Linked DNA regions of Homo sapiens: region 1 is linked to region 2. Evidence: read pairs that join two places in POLR2A ChIA-PET (ENCODE). Cell type or tissue: GM12878. All regions are shown on one strand. Links, peaks and the distances in the headings refer to the core of each region. The heading gives the core; the rest is flanking DNA. Region 1 overlaps SGMS1 (sphingomyelin synthase 1). Region 2 overlaps SGMS1 (sphingomyelin synthase 1).

Region 1 (7,888 bases), core at 1,472-6,471, 80 kb before region 2:
ACCAGGGCAGAAGGAGCACCCCTAACTGGCGCATGATAGTCCCATGGCAAAGAAAAGAGAAAGATGGCAGAGCAGGCCATACCTATTAAAGTGTCTTCTCAGAAATGACACAAATTATTGTCACTGACATTTCACTGCCAAAATAAATCCTAGAGGATTTATTTGGCCAAGCTAGCCATGGGGCATCAGCCTTCTGTAGAGTAGGAGAGTATAATCCTTTCACAGGGATGGAAGGTGGGCAGAAAGGAGCAGCAAGTGTTCTGACAATAATATGAGCTGCCACAAAAAGAATGGAAAATGGCTAGAGCTGAGCTTTCTTCCCCCCGTAATGATAGAAGCTGTCCTGTTATAAAAAGCAGCCCCTCCATTTCTGTGGTACTTTATGCTGTTCTCATAATCTTTCAGATACTGTCTTACTATCTTTACAACTATCCTAGCAATGTTTCAAGGCCTCAGCAGTGCCTGAACTACAACACCAAATCTGGTACTCTCTCACCCACCTTAGGGAAGTCAGCCTTTCAGTCACCTGCAAAATGCAGATAATCCCAGATGCTTCCTAAGAAGACTGTTATGAGACTAAGTACAATGATTAACAGAGGCTCCCCAATTTAGGAAAAGGTTACATCCTAATAAACCCATCATCAAAAATGCATTTACTACACCTAACATACCTAACACCATAGCTTAGCTGAGCCCACCTTAAACATGCTCAGAACACTTACGTTAGCCTAAAGTTGGGTAAAATAATCCAACAAAAAACCTATTTATTCAAGTATTGAATATTGTTTTTAAATTATTGAATACTGTACTGAAAGTTAAAATAGAATGGCTGTATGGGTACTTGAAGTATGGTTTCTACTGAAGGTGTATTGCTTTTGCACCATCATGAAGTCAAGAAATCATTAAGTCGAATCATTGTAAATTGGGGACTGTTTGTATTTAAAACACACAAGCACAGACAGGTATAGTCATGCACTGCATAACAATGTTTTGGTCAACAAGGGACACACAAAAGGCAGTGGTTCCGTAAGATTATATTTTTCCTATACTTTTCTATGTTTAGATACACAAATACTTACCATTTGGTTACAAGTGCCTATAGTATTCAGTAGAGCAACATGCTATACAGGTTTGCAGCAGCCTAGGAGCCACAGCCTATACCATATAGCCTAGGTTTGTAGTAGGCTACACCATCTAGATTTGTGTAAGTACACTCTATTATGTTGACACAACAACAATATTGCCTGAGGACACATTTCTTAGAACATAGCCTCATAATTAAGCAACTCAGTAAATATAAGGCATTACTATTATTAAATTATGACATGCATCCCCAAACTCACTTCTTTTCCAAATTGTCCTTAACTTTTAATTATAAAGAATTTGTTAAAATTCATTAAGTGTAGAAAATAAATTAATGAACTTTCCTTCACTTTTAAAAACCTCTACTCTTATAGTTTTTTCTACACATACACACACACACACACACACACACACACACACACACACACACACACATACTCTTTTCTCATGACTTCAATTACTTGTTTATGTCCTGGTTAGTTTCTTAAATCTCTCAAGAATTTTAAAAGATCTATTCTTTCTTGAGCATTTGGAACTATTTTATTTCTTCCCCAAATAAGAAAAATTAAGAACAATTGAAGCTATTCAGGGTCATTCATTTAAAGTATAACATAGATTCCAAAATGACACCCAACTAAGAATAAATTAAAGGCTTGGTATCAAAGACCCTCTATTTTCTTTTTCTAGCCCTAATTAGCAGTATTATCTTCTTTTCATTCTACTAAACTATAGTTCTAGCCTTTTCCCAAAACATGATCTTCCTCTACCATCTCTGTTCAGACTGTTCCTTTCTGCTCAAACTGTTCCTTCTACCTAGAGTGTCCCCTAAGCACTCCTCCCAACTCTGTTCAAAGGTCTCATCCAGATAACTGAATGAGTGCACCATGATGTTACCAAAGATGTTCATTACAGCACACTTTACAAAAATGAAAAGTTGAAAACAAAAATGTCCAGTAATATGCAACATTATAGACTACGTACACATGGAATGCTATATATTATGTATACATCTACAATTATGTAGATGTATATTTATTGCTGTGGCATCATCTTACTATATTGTCAACTGAAGCCGATTTCAAAACAATAGTAATAACCAGACCCATTTTAGAGGGAAAATAAAGCATGTATCTAATCTCGGCATAGAAAAGTATGGCAGAATACAAAAAAAAAAAAAAGCAATGTTAATTGTTAGCATTTTCACTGCCATGCAAAATAGTTTTGCAAATGCAAAATAGTTTTTGCATTCTAAAGTTCTATCCAATTAGCAATGTTAACTTTTATAGTTTCATAAAAGGTACTTTAATAAAAAGGCATTAATCATTAAATATCTAATCCACATATCATCTGCTCCTGAATCTCATCCCTGATCTAGCCCACTCCTCTTGCCACCCAGGTAATTTCTCTTTCTCTTCTGTTTTCTGAGTATTTTATATGTCTTTTATAATACCTACCACATTCAGTTTGAAATTATAGTTTTCTCTTTTCAGGTTTGATTATCAATTCCTAAAGTGCAATAAGTCTGTCTTATTTGTACTGAAATGTATCGTCAAAAGCAACGAGTCCCAAGTATCTAGTAAACATATTTTTGTTTATATCAACAAACATGAGTTTGTTGATATGAACATAATGCAACGCTATAAAATTTGCGCATCTAAAGACTATACACATAGCATCTCTCTAATGAAGAAATCTTCTATACAAGGGATGTTTGGAAACCACATAAGGCCCATTCTGTTAAGAGAGATGATAATATAAGTCAGAATGTTATATCTATAATAAAATTTCTGTATTAAATTATTATTTCCATGTTTGCTTTCAAAGTACAAAGACACACTTATTTAAATTAAGCCAAAGGTAATTATTTCATAATCCAAAGGCAAGTCTCTCAGATTTTAACCACGAGCTTCCTCTTGAAATGAACACAGATTACTTTTGCAGTAATCCAAGTCCATCCCTGACTCAGCGGGAACTATAAATACCTTTTGTTTTAAGAGGAAATCGGGGAAATGAATGTTTTACAATTATGTAAGTCTGATTCAAAGAACTGACACAAGCAAATGTTTTGAAATATCCAAGGCATTTTTGTAAGGTTCAATAAAAAATGTGTTTTGAGAACTAGGTGGGTGAGATTTAAAGTAAAAACAACAAACACAATCTTAGCTGTTACTTAGCAATTTCAGGGTTCGATTGCTTCCTTCTAAAGGGCAAGTTAGAAAACTGAAGAAGTTGCTTCTAGAAGAAACATTGAGATGTCTGATCTGGTTTCGTTTTTTTCCTCCATTTCACTCCCTAAGATTTTAATCAAGCCAAGATGAACCTTAAACTGCCCAGGTTTTGTTTTGTTTTTACTCTCTCCCTAGAGGCAATTGGGTTTCCATTAAAACTTAATTTTGAATCAAAAGCAAAGCTGCATGGAATGCTTAGTTGGGAGGAATCCTGACTACTTGTCTCTGTAGCACCACTACCTGAAGGAATTTAAGATTTGAAGGAATATGGGGAAGGGAGAGAAGGAAGTTCAATAGGCAGTGAGCAGAATGACTGATCGCCAATACTAGCACTTGGAGATCAGTTTAACAGCCAGAATAGGCAAGCGATGCCAGGGGTCAGTTATGAAGCTGAGTCAACAACTCAAGAAACTGTTCTAAATTCTAAATTGGTTTTGGCATCTATTTTCAATTCCAGAAACAATATGAGCATGACAACTTGAGTTACAGCAAGCACTGACTCAAAACCAAACCTTGTTTTTATTCATCAAATGAAACTCTTACCACCACGGCTGAGGCAGATAATTAAAGAATTGTGGCTTAGAAATGTCTTCACAACAGGAAACCTACAATTAGTGGTGTATTAGAGCCAACTTATACCAGGCCACTAGAACCAATTGTTAAATTCTCAAAATTTTTAGCAAGCTGGTTGTTAAACACAGTCATTATTAAAAGTTAAATTATATAAACAAAATTAAAATAAATCATACTAAAAACAAAGGTAATAAATACTCAAATCTCATCACTTCCTATTATTTTACTGTTAAGCATGCTCTTGAGGTGATTTGTAACTACTGTATCTGGTTGGTAGAAACTATATAATGCTGTGCTACTACATAAGACTTCCCAGCCTCGCTTTCAGTGACTTTTGCTGGTAGTTTAAAATGAGCCAGCCACAGCAGTGGTACTTACACAATGGAAACCTGCAAACATGACAACCCCTCCTTCTGACATTGCCAGCTTGTTAACATCTACCTGCAGATACTACCTATAATGTTAATCACCACAGCTTGGCAATAGGTAAGGAACTTGAGCTGGCCAATCTTTTGAGATAGAATAAAGGCCTATAGATTATAAATCATGACACAAATATAAGGAAGAAAAGTAAATATGATTTATTGTGCCAGTAACTATACTGTGCCAGTCATAGCACAAAGTACTTTCCACAAACTTTAATTTTATGAGAGATAGTATCAAATCCAATATACAGATGAGTTGACTAAGGTTCTGAGAGGTTGAGTAACTACTAAAAAGCACAAGAGCAAGAGTGAGGCCTAGGATTGTCTGACTCAAAAATATATGATCTTTCCACTAAGCTACCCCACTTACTAACATTATTGTTATCACAGTGAAACCAAAATCAACCATATGTAACTGTCAGATAATTAGCAAACATTAATAGCCTCTGATGTACATAAAAGTAGCATACATGAAGAGGGATATGGAGAAGATGTAGACAAAGAACTCAATTTTAATCATATTCACCAAATTTGTTCATATTTACTTCAAAATATGCCCACAGAAAAAAATACGTGAGTGAGAAATGGAGCCCAAGGAAACCACTAGGACCAAAAATATCTGCATATCCTAAGGGTTATTCCAAGCTTAATTTAAATGCTGACCATGTGCAGGGAATTCTCTTAATTCTTCAAATACTTATGCTCTGTCCACCAAATTGACACACTCAACTTAAAATGACACACCCTATCAAGAAAGAAGTACGCAAAATAAGATTTATCAAAGTTAGCATCAATTGTTTGACGTGTTTGGATATTTACTTTATAAAATAGTTTCTCTTTTGCACTCAAGTTAGTTGATTGTGCTATCCTTTTACCATGGTTCCTTAAAGAAAATTTACCCAGTAGTTAAAAGAATTCCAAAAGGCCAAGAACATTAACTTACGGATTATTTAAAAACATTCTGGTCATCTTGGCTTCCTATAAGCTACCAGCTTCTCCCATTGTTCCAGTACAGTTCCATCACCTGTCATAAGCAGAAAGAATCTAATTAGTTACATGTCTCAGAAAGGCCATTTCTTGATTTCCACTAGTTAGTCTCTTCTTCACACACAAGACATAGAAAAGTCCAGTCATCTCTTCTCTTTTTTACCAAAAACAAAAAGGAAAGAGAAAATAGCAACACAGAAAATTACCTTAAGAGAAAAAAAATTTTAAGAGCAGTATTTCCACTATGAAGGATTGGGGTGGTGAACCCTTAAAATTTTGCCCTCCATTATGTTTTCAGGAAGAGATACCTAGTCTGTTTCCCAGGCGGCAACAGTATTAGAGTAACCCACCTTCTCTCTCCATCTCTCCTCCCTAACCCCTTCTTACCTCTCCTCAAAAGTGAAGGATTAATTTGCCTGGAAGGACTAAACGAGACACCAAATGATTTCTTGGCCCTGCTCTGAGCCAGGCAACAAAGGCCTCCCTCCAGTCACACACGCTTTGATCCAACAAAGGCATTATACCAGAACTATGGACACCTAATGCTTAATGATCAGAATTGCTACATTGTCCACATGTCCAGTTCAACAACTACTGGAGGATTCATATAATTCACAGAATAATAAAATATGGCCAGCAAAGGGCCTTCCTTTTTCCAAGAAGAAGTCATTCAGAACAATGTGTTTACTTTTGTTTTTCCATTTCTTAGCATTTTAGAATAAACAGGCTAGAAATAGAACTTTTTGCTTTCTTTCCCTTCAGAGAAGGGCCCCAAATAAAAATACCCGACTTTTACCAGCTAGAATGCAACTATTGCTCATGTTATGTGAAGAACGTGTGGCTCCAAGAAGACAACATTGATAAAACAGGAACCTAAATTAACTTTCATCACCTGAGGCCTCAATGTTAATTCTGAGATGAGATTAATAATTGTGATATGGCTCCATGCATGCACTGAGGTACCATGAGAGGCAGTGTCACCTCAGTTACCTGAACCATAGACAGAAACCTCAAGTTACCCAAAGCATAAAGGGACAGGGCGGTGTTACGGAGATTAAGAAAGGAGGAGATGATTGGCCAGCAGTGGTGGCTCACGCCTCTAATCCCAGCATTTTGGGTGGCTGAGACGGGCAGATCACAGGGTCAGGAGATCGAGACCATCCTGGCTAACACAGTGAAACCCTGTCTCTACTAAAAATACAAAAAAAAAAAAAAATTAGCCAGGCGTGGTGGCGGGTGCCTGTGGTCCCAGCTACTCAGGAGGCTGAGGCAGAGAATGACGTGAACCCGGGAGGCGGAGTTTGCAGTGAGCCGAGATCACGCCACTGCACTCCAACCTGGGCGACAGAGCAAGACTCCGTCTCAAAAAAAAAAAAAAAAGACAGGAGGAGATGGAACAAACACCAAATAAATAAATATAGAGATCTTCTCTAATAATAAAGAAAGAACTTGTCAGCCTCAATAAAAATAGCAAGGAAGAACTGAGGAGTCAAAGATCTAAAAATTATACCCAACACTAAGAGGAACAGATTCATTGGCTAGCTATGGCTTTATATGCCTGGCCACTGACATGAGGCTCTTTACATGAATGAGAAACACAGTAAGGTTTGATACAGGTTTAAAATAAACAGGTTTGAACCCCATCTGTGCTGTTTAATAGCAGTGTGATCTTTGCCAAGTAATTTATTCCTTCTAAGGCTCAGTTTCCAAGTCTGTAAAATACATACAATAATACATACCTTGCAGAGTAGTTATATAACTTAAAGATGATATATGCACTGTGTCCATCATACAATTAGTTCTCAAAAGATTACTGCAATTACTGTGCTCACTAGTGCAACTATGGTAGCAAGACTATTAAATTCATGATTACAATTGCAATTATGTCCATTAAATTCACAGACTCTTTCCTGATGAGACCATTCTGGAAAGAAGTTCTAAATGTAACTTTTGACAACAATATAAAACTTTTCTAAGTTGATCTGATGAAATGTTCAATACAAATCTCCACCTTAGTTGACAGCCTTTATTAACATGGGCACACAGAAAGCTCTAGCTATGTCTTTGTTAGCATTCTTCATATCAATACTGAGCTTCTTTTTTTGATGATGAATTCCTGAAAAGAGGGAATGAATCACTTCCATTAGTGCTAATTCTTCTGGTGTACATTCTAATGCTGGGCACCACATCACAGACTCATAAGCAACAGTATGGATTTGTCAGTTATGTTAAAAACAAACAAACAAACAAACAAAAAAATACAAGATTCACCAGGTGAACGCATACTAACTTTAAAACAGAAGTGCCAGAACTTAATGTCTAAAAAAGTACTCCTTGACCCCTTCCAAGTCACCCTCTTTGGGACTCACTCCAGTGATGCTGACTGCTCAGAATAAGTACTCGTCTTTTACCTTCAGAACCAGTGTGCAATGTTCACAAGAACACGTGTGTCATTACAGTTTAGTTCCCTTTATTTGCTATAATAGAAAATATTTTAATAGATTAGTTCAAAGAATCAAATTCATCCTCAAAGATGGTAATTTAGCACCACTGTGGTTATTCAAAAGAATTATAAGCAACTTCAACAACCAA
Region 2 (7,888 bases), core at 1,378-6,377:
CTCACGTTTCTCATCAGTTAACTGCGGTTAACATCTCTCTTGGTATGACAGTGAAATATCAAGTGACAAAAAGGAAGTCATGTCAGTCATTAGCCAAAAGCCAGCAATAGATTACTATGGCCCCCTTTCTGATGGGATTTCACTGTGACTAGTCTAGACCGCAGGGAGACCTCTTTAAGTAAAGGATCTCCAACAGCGGAGTTTGTTTGACTCACTGTGGCAGGTGGTTGGAAAGAACCTCTTTGGGGCAGACTTGTGGGTAACTGCCAATTCTCTATACCTTTTGGACCAGGCTCTGACCTAAGGAGAATATAAGAAGTTGTCGGTGAAGTTCTTAAGCCTCTGCCATAAAACCTTGGGCTTTCTGTCTTCCACACTAGACCAAATTCTGCTAACACATTAAGGCTGAATTCAAATGTCATCTCCTATGTAATAGCTTCCTCCTTAGAGATCTCCCCTGTTGCTGAAGTTTAGCTGGCTGTACATGGTTTGGTCCACCCTGATGGATGGTAATTTCCTTAAAAACAGGGCTTGGGGCTCATTTGCCTGTGTAAACTCAGCACCTCATCACAGATGTGGCATCTAGTTAATGATTATTGGTAAGTGCTTGCTCAACTGAGTTGACTACTGAACAGCATTAAATTCAAACCAATTTAGTAAATCCCAGTTTTAAATAAACAAGAAATTTCCTGTTGGGGAAAGACTGTGTAATCTTATACATATTGTTGAGATATCTGTCCCAAAAGGATAGAAGTTATATCCTTCAACCCCACGAATCACAGCCAAGAGTTTGGAATTTAAGCCTTCTTTCAAAATCATATCTTTACTTTGATTTATAAAGGATGTTGATTATCAAGAAACACAGTTTAAGAGCTCTACAGCTTCAAATTTCCAGTTAGAACCCTCCAATTCTTGCTGTAAACATTTGTGAATTGTATTTTAGAGAGTGATTAAATTAGCCATTCCTCCTCCCACCAAATCAAACATGTTGGTTTTTCCAGTAAGACATTTGATAAGCCATTCTAGGAAAATATACATACACATATATATATCACAGTGCATTTGTTATGGCTGAGATTAAAACGGATCTGAAAAGTCAACTCTTCTCTAGTGATGAATATTTTAATGGCAAAGGAATCAGGAGAGGTGATAGAGTGAAATTTGACTGCACATTGTATACTAAACACTATCTCCACTAACGCTAGAATCAGCAGCTTTTGTTTTAACCTTCCAGCAGCATTCTGTTTAACAAAGATCATTAGAGCATCCACCTCTATAGTAATAGCTATTTCCATCACCCAATTAGAAGCCAGAGTACTGAAAGGGCTGCACCTTTGTATTTGAATGAGGCATTCTGTATAACTAATGACTTAACAAATCCTTATCCAAGTAGCTAACAAAATGATCCTTTGATGGTATTTAAGCCAAAGTGCATCATCAATTATTTATTTTTGTTGGTGGTGTTTTTATTTTAAAGTCAGACTTAATAAGGTATAATTTGCATGCAGTAATCCAATCTTTTAAGTGTACAGTTCAATGAGTTTTGACAAACACACACAGTCATGTAATCACCACCACAATCAAGATATAGAACATTTCATTTATCTCAAAAATTTCCCTATGCCCTTTGTAGTCAATCTTCTCCCCCATCACATGCTCCTGGCAGTCATGATCTATTTTCTAACCCTATACTCTTGCCTTTTCCAGAATGTCATTTAAATTGAATCATAAAGTATGGATTCTTTTGAGTTTGGCTCCTTTCACATAACATAATGCGTTTGAGATTCAGCCAAATAGTTGTGTTGTTCTTTCTTATTGATGAACAGTATTCCATTAATAGGCATACCAGTTTGTTTATCCATTCACTAGTTGAAGGACAATTACATTTTTTCCAGTTTTAGCAGTTATGAATAAAGCTGTTAGAAGTATTAGCCTACAGGTTTTTGTGTGAATAGAGGTTTTCAATTCTCTTGGATAAATACTTAAGAGTGAAACTACTCGCTTATATGGTATATGTTTAACTTTGTAAACACCACCTATTTTCCAAAGTGGCTATATCTTCTCAGACTCTCACCAGCAATGTAGGAGAGTTCTAGTTGCTCTGTATCTTTGTCAGTACTTGGTATTATCTGTTTTTGTTTTGTTTGTTTGCTTCTTACTTATTTTAATAGATGTGTAGTGGTATCTCTGTGTTTTTTTTTTACTTTTGATTTTGAAATAACTCTAGACTCACATAGAAGATACAAACATTGTAGAATGTTCCTGTGTATCCTTCACCCAGCTTCTCCCCATATCTTACGTAATAACTATACAATTATCAAAGCACAAACTTGACACTGGGTACAATACTATTACTATTAATAAACTACAGCCCACGTTCAGATTTCACTAGTTTTTACATGTTCTTTGTTGTTTGTTTGGGTTTTTTTACATACAATTCTATAAAACTTTATCTCATATATAGATTTATATAACAATTTCCACAATCGGGATATAAATCTGTTCCATCAAAGCACATTATGTATTGAAAAGACCCTTTTGGGATTATAAACATCATCTGCTGGAAGCACTTTGGTAAATGATGAGGACTTTCTTTTGACCTTTTCCCTTACCACATTAAAAAGCCAATTGTCTATGCTCCAGCTGGTATGTACAAACCACAATTGCCAGAGAAGTTCACTTTTCAGAATGGGTGTTTGTCCTGTTCACTCTTTGTTTATTATATGCCAGACCCAGTAGAGGCAGAGTGGATAAAATAGCAAACAAGAGAACAGTACTTCCTGCCTTTAAAAGAATTTAGAGTGTGAGAAATATTCATTCACTCATTCATACACACACACACACACACACACACACACACACACAGTGACAGACACTATCCATGAATGAAAAGTAAAAAGTGAGATGAAAGGTTAAAACACAATCTGGTTAAGACAGTGAGGAAGGTCCTTGTAAGCAAGCCCCATCCTCAGACTCAGTATTCAAGGCCTTCTGTGGGACCAGGTCATCCAAGTGCCAGAGCCATTGAGTATGAAACACAGAAACCAACAAGTTCTTAAAGCAGAATACAAAGATGCTCAGGGCTTAAGAAATTCACTGAAGACTTCTTAACTTCTCCTTAAGTCAGAGTCCAGCCCAAAAGATATACAGAGTTGGCAATTATCCATGTGATGTTACCTTAGGACACCCATAGGCCTATTTCTGCCTTAAAAGGTTCTTTGCAACCACCTGCCACAGTGAGCCAAACGCTACTACTAGAGATCTTGTAGTTACAGAGGTCTCCCTCTGCTCTAGATGAGTCACAATGAAATCTTATCAGAAAGTGGGGACACAGTAATCCATCACTGGCTTTTGGCTCTGGCATGACCCTCTCCTCTTGTCTGAGGGATCCACACTTATAAAATTCTTCAAGGTAAACTGCCCCTCTTCCCTTCTAACCTGTACATAATTTTGTCATTAATCTCTAATGCTATTTGTCCCATGTCTCTCTCTCCATTCTATACTAATAATCTCAGAAGTCTGACTCATCTCCGTATCTCCTGGCATCTGTACCCTCAGCTCCCACGCACACAGTAGATGTCAATAAACATTCAGTGAATGTTCACATACAAGGTATGATTTCAGATTACAATGTCCATAGTAGGGCTTTGAGGGAGTGGATTGTGAAACAGATGGGTCATAATAGGAAAGATACCAATCAAAGGCATGGGGAAGGCTATCCGGTTCAAGAAGCATACCACAGAGTAGCTGAATATGGCAACAGGGTACTTGGGCACCTGAGAGAGGGCAGACGCAGGACAGAAGGAGATGGTGTGAGGGAGTAGGAAACAAGACTTCTCCATACATGATAGCACTCAGAACCAAGCTAGCACCTGTCAGAGAAAAAAAACCAGACATACCCTGAAGCAGAAAGGAGAGAGAGAAAGGGCTCTCTCTCTGTCTTCATGACTTTGTTTATATGGACATTTGCCAAGAGCAGGGCTATGGGAGACCAGGAGCTCAAAAAGAAGCAAGTATTTGCAACAGCTGCTATGGAAGTCAGCTAGGAAATTAATAAGAAATGAGATCAAGGACGTCAACTCACATACCAGTTCCAAAACCCTCTGGAGTCCCTCTGTGCACAAGGCAATGACCTGGGTTTGCCAGTCCATGAGGGCTGGGTCCTATCCTGCAATGCCTTCTGATCCAGCTATGAGGAAGTTCGCAGGCTGCCCAAGAGTTTATGGGAAAAAAAGACACTGTTCTTGGCCCTGCATTAATTGAGCTTCCACATGTAGAAATGGTTTAGTGATTAGTAAACGCAAGAACTCCCAAATCAAACACTGTTTTACAACATAAATTTAAAACTATCAGAAAATTATTCCAGCTCATATTTCCAAAACCACTGGTTTTTCAGCAGGACTTCCTCTTAACCAGCACCTTGGCCTTTGCCACCTTGCAGTACCCGGGGTAACACATGGACTATGGAAAGGAGATGGGGGACCCTGCAGCCAGCCACACTTACCCACTACAAGTCTTGAAGACAGCTAGCCCTGAGAGCTCCCAGATAGAGGGCTGAAATACACCACAAAATGAAGTAGGGACATCCTTCCACAAGTTTCACTTGTAATTTTTGTAGTATGCCTCATGTGGGTAACAAATGCTACCATTACAATGCTATTTTCCAAAAACACTGAGCTTCTTGGATGCAAGGTGTTAAGTACCAGTAGGTCCCCAGTCACTCAAGTTTCAGTTACACCAATTGCTTATACTCTCTCTGTCCTCACTAAGGTTTCAACCAAGAAGAACCTTGCTTCCTGGTAACACAGTGAACCACAAAGTAAAACAGAAACTGGCAACCGCAAGATGGTTTTCAATGGTCCCTGGGAAAAACAGCGAAGTAGGTAGAAGTGCCCCTTTCAGCTCCAGTTTGGAAAGGTCACCAGACACTGGTGCAGCCCTCTGGCCACCCCAAGGACCAGTTGTAGCTCCCAAACAAGTGCCCCTTCCCCCTAGGAGTCTTTGAGGCTTCAAAACTACCTTCAACACTTCCTCTCCACCCCCATCCCAAGCCAAAACTGCCCTTCCCAACCAGTTTAGCTAGGAAATGGACACTCCCAGGTGTGAATGACACAAAGACTTCTTCTAATCCAGAGACTGAAATAATAGCTCCAGACCAGATAGGATGTTAATATCTCCAAGCCCTCATTCACTCAAAAGCTATTACAATAATGTATCTAAAGATGAGGATAGCACTAAAAATGCATTAAATGCATATTCATCAATTAATAAAATCAGCATTCAGGTTTATATTAAGCTCAAAATTAAGCCATTTAGACCCAGACTGTTTCATAGTATTTATAAACATTTTTTAAAAATATAAGGTACTTTAGCACAAATATTCCTAATGGCTGTTTCACATCAGAAACTAGAACTGGGTTATTCTTCAACAACAGGACACTGCCAGGGACCAGCAGAGACTGTTCACAAAATGACCCCGAAGAAAACGTCACACTTCATGTATTTTCAAACCCATGAAGAATAGTTATGAATCAAAGCTGAGTCTTAAATCTCATTTCAATTCCAACTTTCCTCCTACCAAAGGAAAGGAGGCATATTGTTAAGTTCAAAAGACCCAAACAAGATATCAAAAAGTTGCCTGTGAGCACCAAAAAAAAGATATTTCATATAATTTATCTGCAAATACCAAAAATGCAGTTCATGGCAATTACGCCTGTGCCAACATGTCGTTGTGTTTTGTCATAGGTATTTCTAAATGATGCAGTCTGAATGAAATGTCCATTTTTCCAAACTCATAAAAGGGCGAGGAGAAGAAAAACTAACATTCTGGTGATTGTCTACCTACCATGTATACCAAACCTTGACACGATAAGTCTTTGAGATTGTTAAATATCCCTTAATATCCATTCTCCCTTTCTTCCTTATAACAAAACCGCCAGTTCTTTTAACTGATACCCAGAAAAAGAACCATAGTTCCCGGACTCTTTTGCAGCTAGGAGTGGCTACGTGGCTATGCTCTAACCCAGCAGTGCTAAAAGTCTCATATGGCTCTTATGATTACATAGGGCCCACCTGGACAATTCAGGATGTGCTCCCTATCTCAAGATCCTGAGCTTAATCACATCTATAGTCTTTTGCCATGTAAGGTAATATATTCACAGCTACTGGGAACTAGGTCATGCCACATCTTTGGGGGCCATTAGACCATTATTCTGCTACCACAATATGCTAGATATCATAAACAAAGTTCTTTAAGGTCCTCAATAATTTTTAAAAGTATAGAGGGGTCCTAAAACCAAAATGCTTAAGAACCACTGCTGTAGCATATAAACAGATTAAGGTAGTTATTAGGTGGGGAAAAGCAAAACTCAGCAAAGCTAAGTGATTAACCAAAGTCCTACAGACTATCAGTAGATCTTCAACTTGAACCCAGGCAGTCTGGCTACTGATGAACCTGTTATAGCTCCCTCTGTCCCATGCACCAGTCTCTGAACTCCCAGACTGTGGCAAGGGCCAAAAAAGTTATTCTGTAGGAATTTTTTGCACGCATCAAACAGAAGATACAACAAGCACTCACATATGAATCTGGTGAGCAGGAGGAAGAACAGGTTGGAGAGGAAGGTGATTAAAATAATCCTAACTTTTCAAAACCTTATTTAGAAACAGACTAACTCATTATCTTTTGTGAGAATGGAGCAAAATGTTACAAATGGCCAAGTGTCCCAGTGCCAAGTCAAAGAGAGATGAGTAACCCTGCTCACTGCAGAGGAACACGATTGTGACTAAAGTACTGGAGACACAGGAACACTGCTCTGGGTCATACATCAGAGCCTGGTCACTTGTCTTGACAATGACTGTCAAGCCTCACCTTTTAGCACCCTAACTGACATAAACCTATGAAAGACAGCACTCTTGGGCTGTGTCTCTGCATTGTTTTGATACGACCAGAATCCAACTTCACTGTGGAAAAGAAACAGCACTCAGGTGAATTCTGTTAAAAATCATGCTAATCATGCAACTCATAACCTTCAAAGGGACCCATTTACAGAGAACTGACAAGTTCAAAGGGCCAGTTACTGCTTTGCCAAATCAAGTCCCCGGCCCAGGACAACAGAACTGGAGCAGTGGCAATGAGATGTCTTTCCCTTTGCCTGAGCAGTGTGCCATAGAGCCTGATGGCTCCACTGGCACAGAAGGCTAGGCAAAGCTCACTCAGGAAGCACTGGCCATCCCTGACAAGCATCTCCAGTACTACTCCATCACCTCCCCAGCTCCCCAGGTGAAGCTTCTGGAGTGCTCAGCTTTCCAACCATTTGGAAAGCAAAAACTAGCAGCAGTGACTGAACTGACCGCCAAGAAAAACCCAAGAATACAAGGACACAGTTGGAAGTTACTACCCATTAGAATTTGCTATCAAAGCAAGGAAAAGCTACACAATTTTCTGATATTTTTATTTTTCAAATGAAAGTATAGAGCCAATACCAGGCAATTCCTCAAAGAATCTCTCATCGCAGAGCTCGGCATTTCCTAGAAATGTTTTCAGTGCCTGTCTTTCCTATAATTAGACTAGTATTACAAATATCCTACCTGTAATCTACAAAGCAAAGAGACTGCAAATTAGAGACATGCCTAATGTATTACTTTCATCACAAAATCCACACACACACTTGTCAGATCTGTGTAGCCTCTAAAAACATATGGTTGTCTATTGGTAATTATTCTGCTGCAGAAGGAATAATAATTAAAAAAAAACTGTTAAATCAGCAACCTCACTTGACATCCACTTTGAAATACTTTTTTCATGTGCCAAAGCCCAAGGCAACTTAGCATTCTACAGACCAAAAATTTCATGCTGCTTTCTATGCCTATTAAGGGGATGCAGAATGTA

What was found. Peaks named below come from ENCODE experiments on the same cell type or tissue, not always from the same donor. Only the 100,000 strongest peaks of a DNase experiment are listed, where the experiment ranks them.
Region 1: POLR2A ChIA-PET joins it to region 2 with 8 read pairs; 1 of 35 experiments calls an interaction of 5 or more read pairs at or near these places.

The regions. Positions count from the first base shown.
Region 1 is chr10:50,428,224-50,436,111 of GRCh38, forward strand. SGMS1 (sphingomyelin synthase 1) reads right to left here. Exons shown (of 11, transcript NM_147156.4): 6 at 5,253-5,333. Among named protein-coding and RNA genes, the nearest start is that of ASAH2, 180 kb to the left of the region's middle. RefSeq lists an enhancer at 3,624-3,843. In GM12878, for the core only: no CTCF peak of the experiment used is centred there; DNase peaks (open chromatin) are centred at 3,818 and 4,192; H3K4me3 peaks cover 359 bases; H3K27ac peaks cover 1,737 bases.
Region 2 is chr10:50,508,419-50,516,306 of GRCh38, forward strand. All of the region lies in intron 3 of SGMS1 (sphingomyelin synthase 1), which reads right to left. Among named protein-coding and RNA genes, the nearest start is that of SGMS1, 110 kb to the right of the region's middle. RefSeq lists enhancers at 262-341, 3,007-3,106 and a silencer at 2,531-2,825. In GM12878, for the core only: no CTCF peak of the experiment used is centred there; DNase peaks (open chromatin) are centred at 3,253, 3,683 and 4,773; H3K4me3 peaks cover 503 bases; H3K27ac peaks cover 2,791 bases.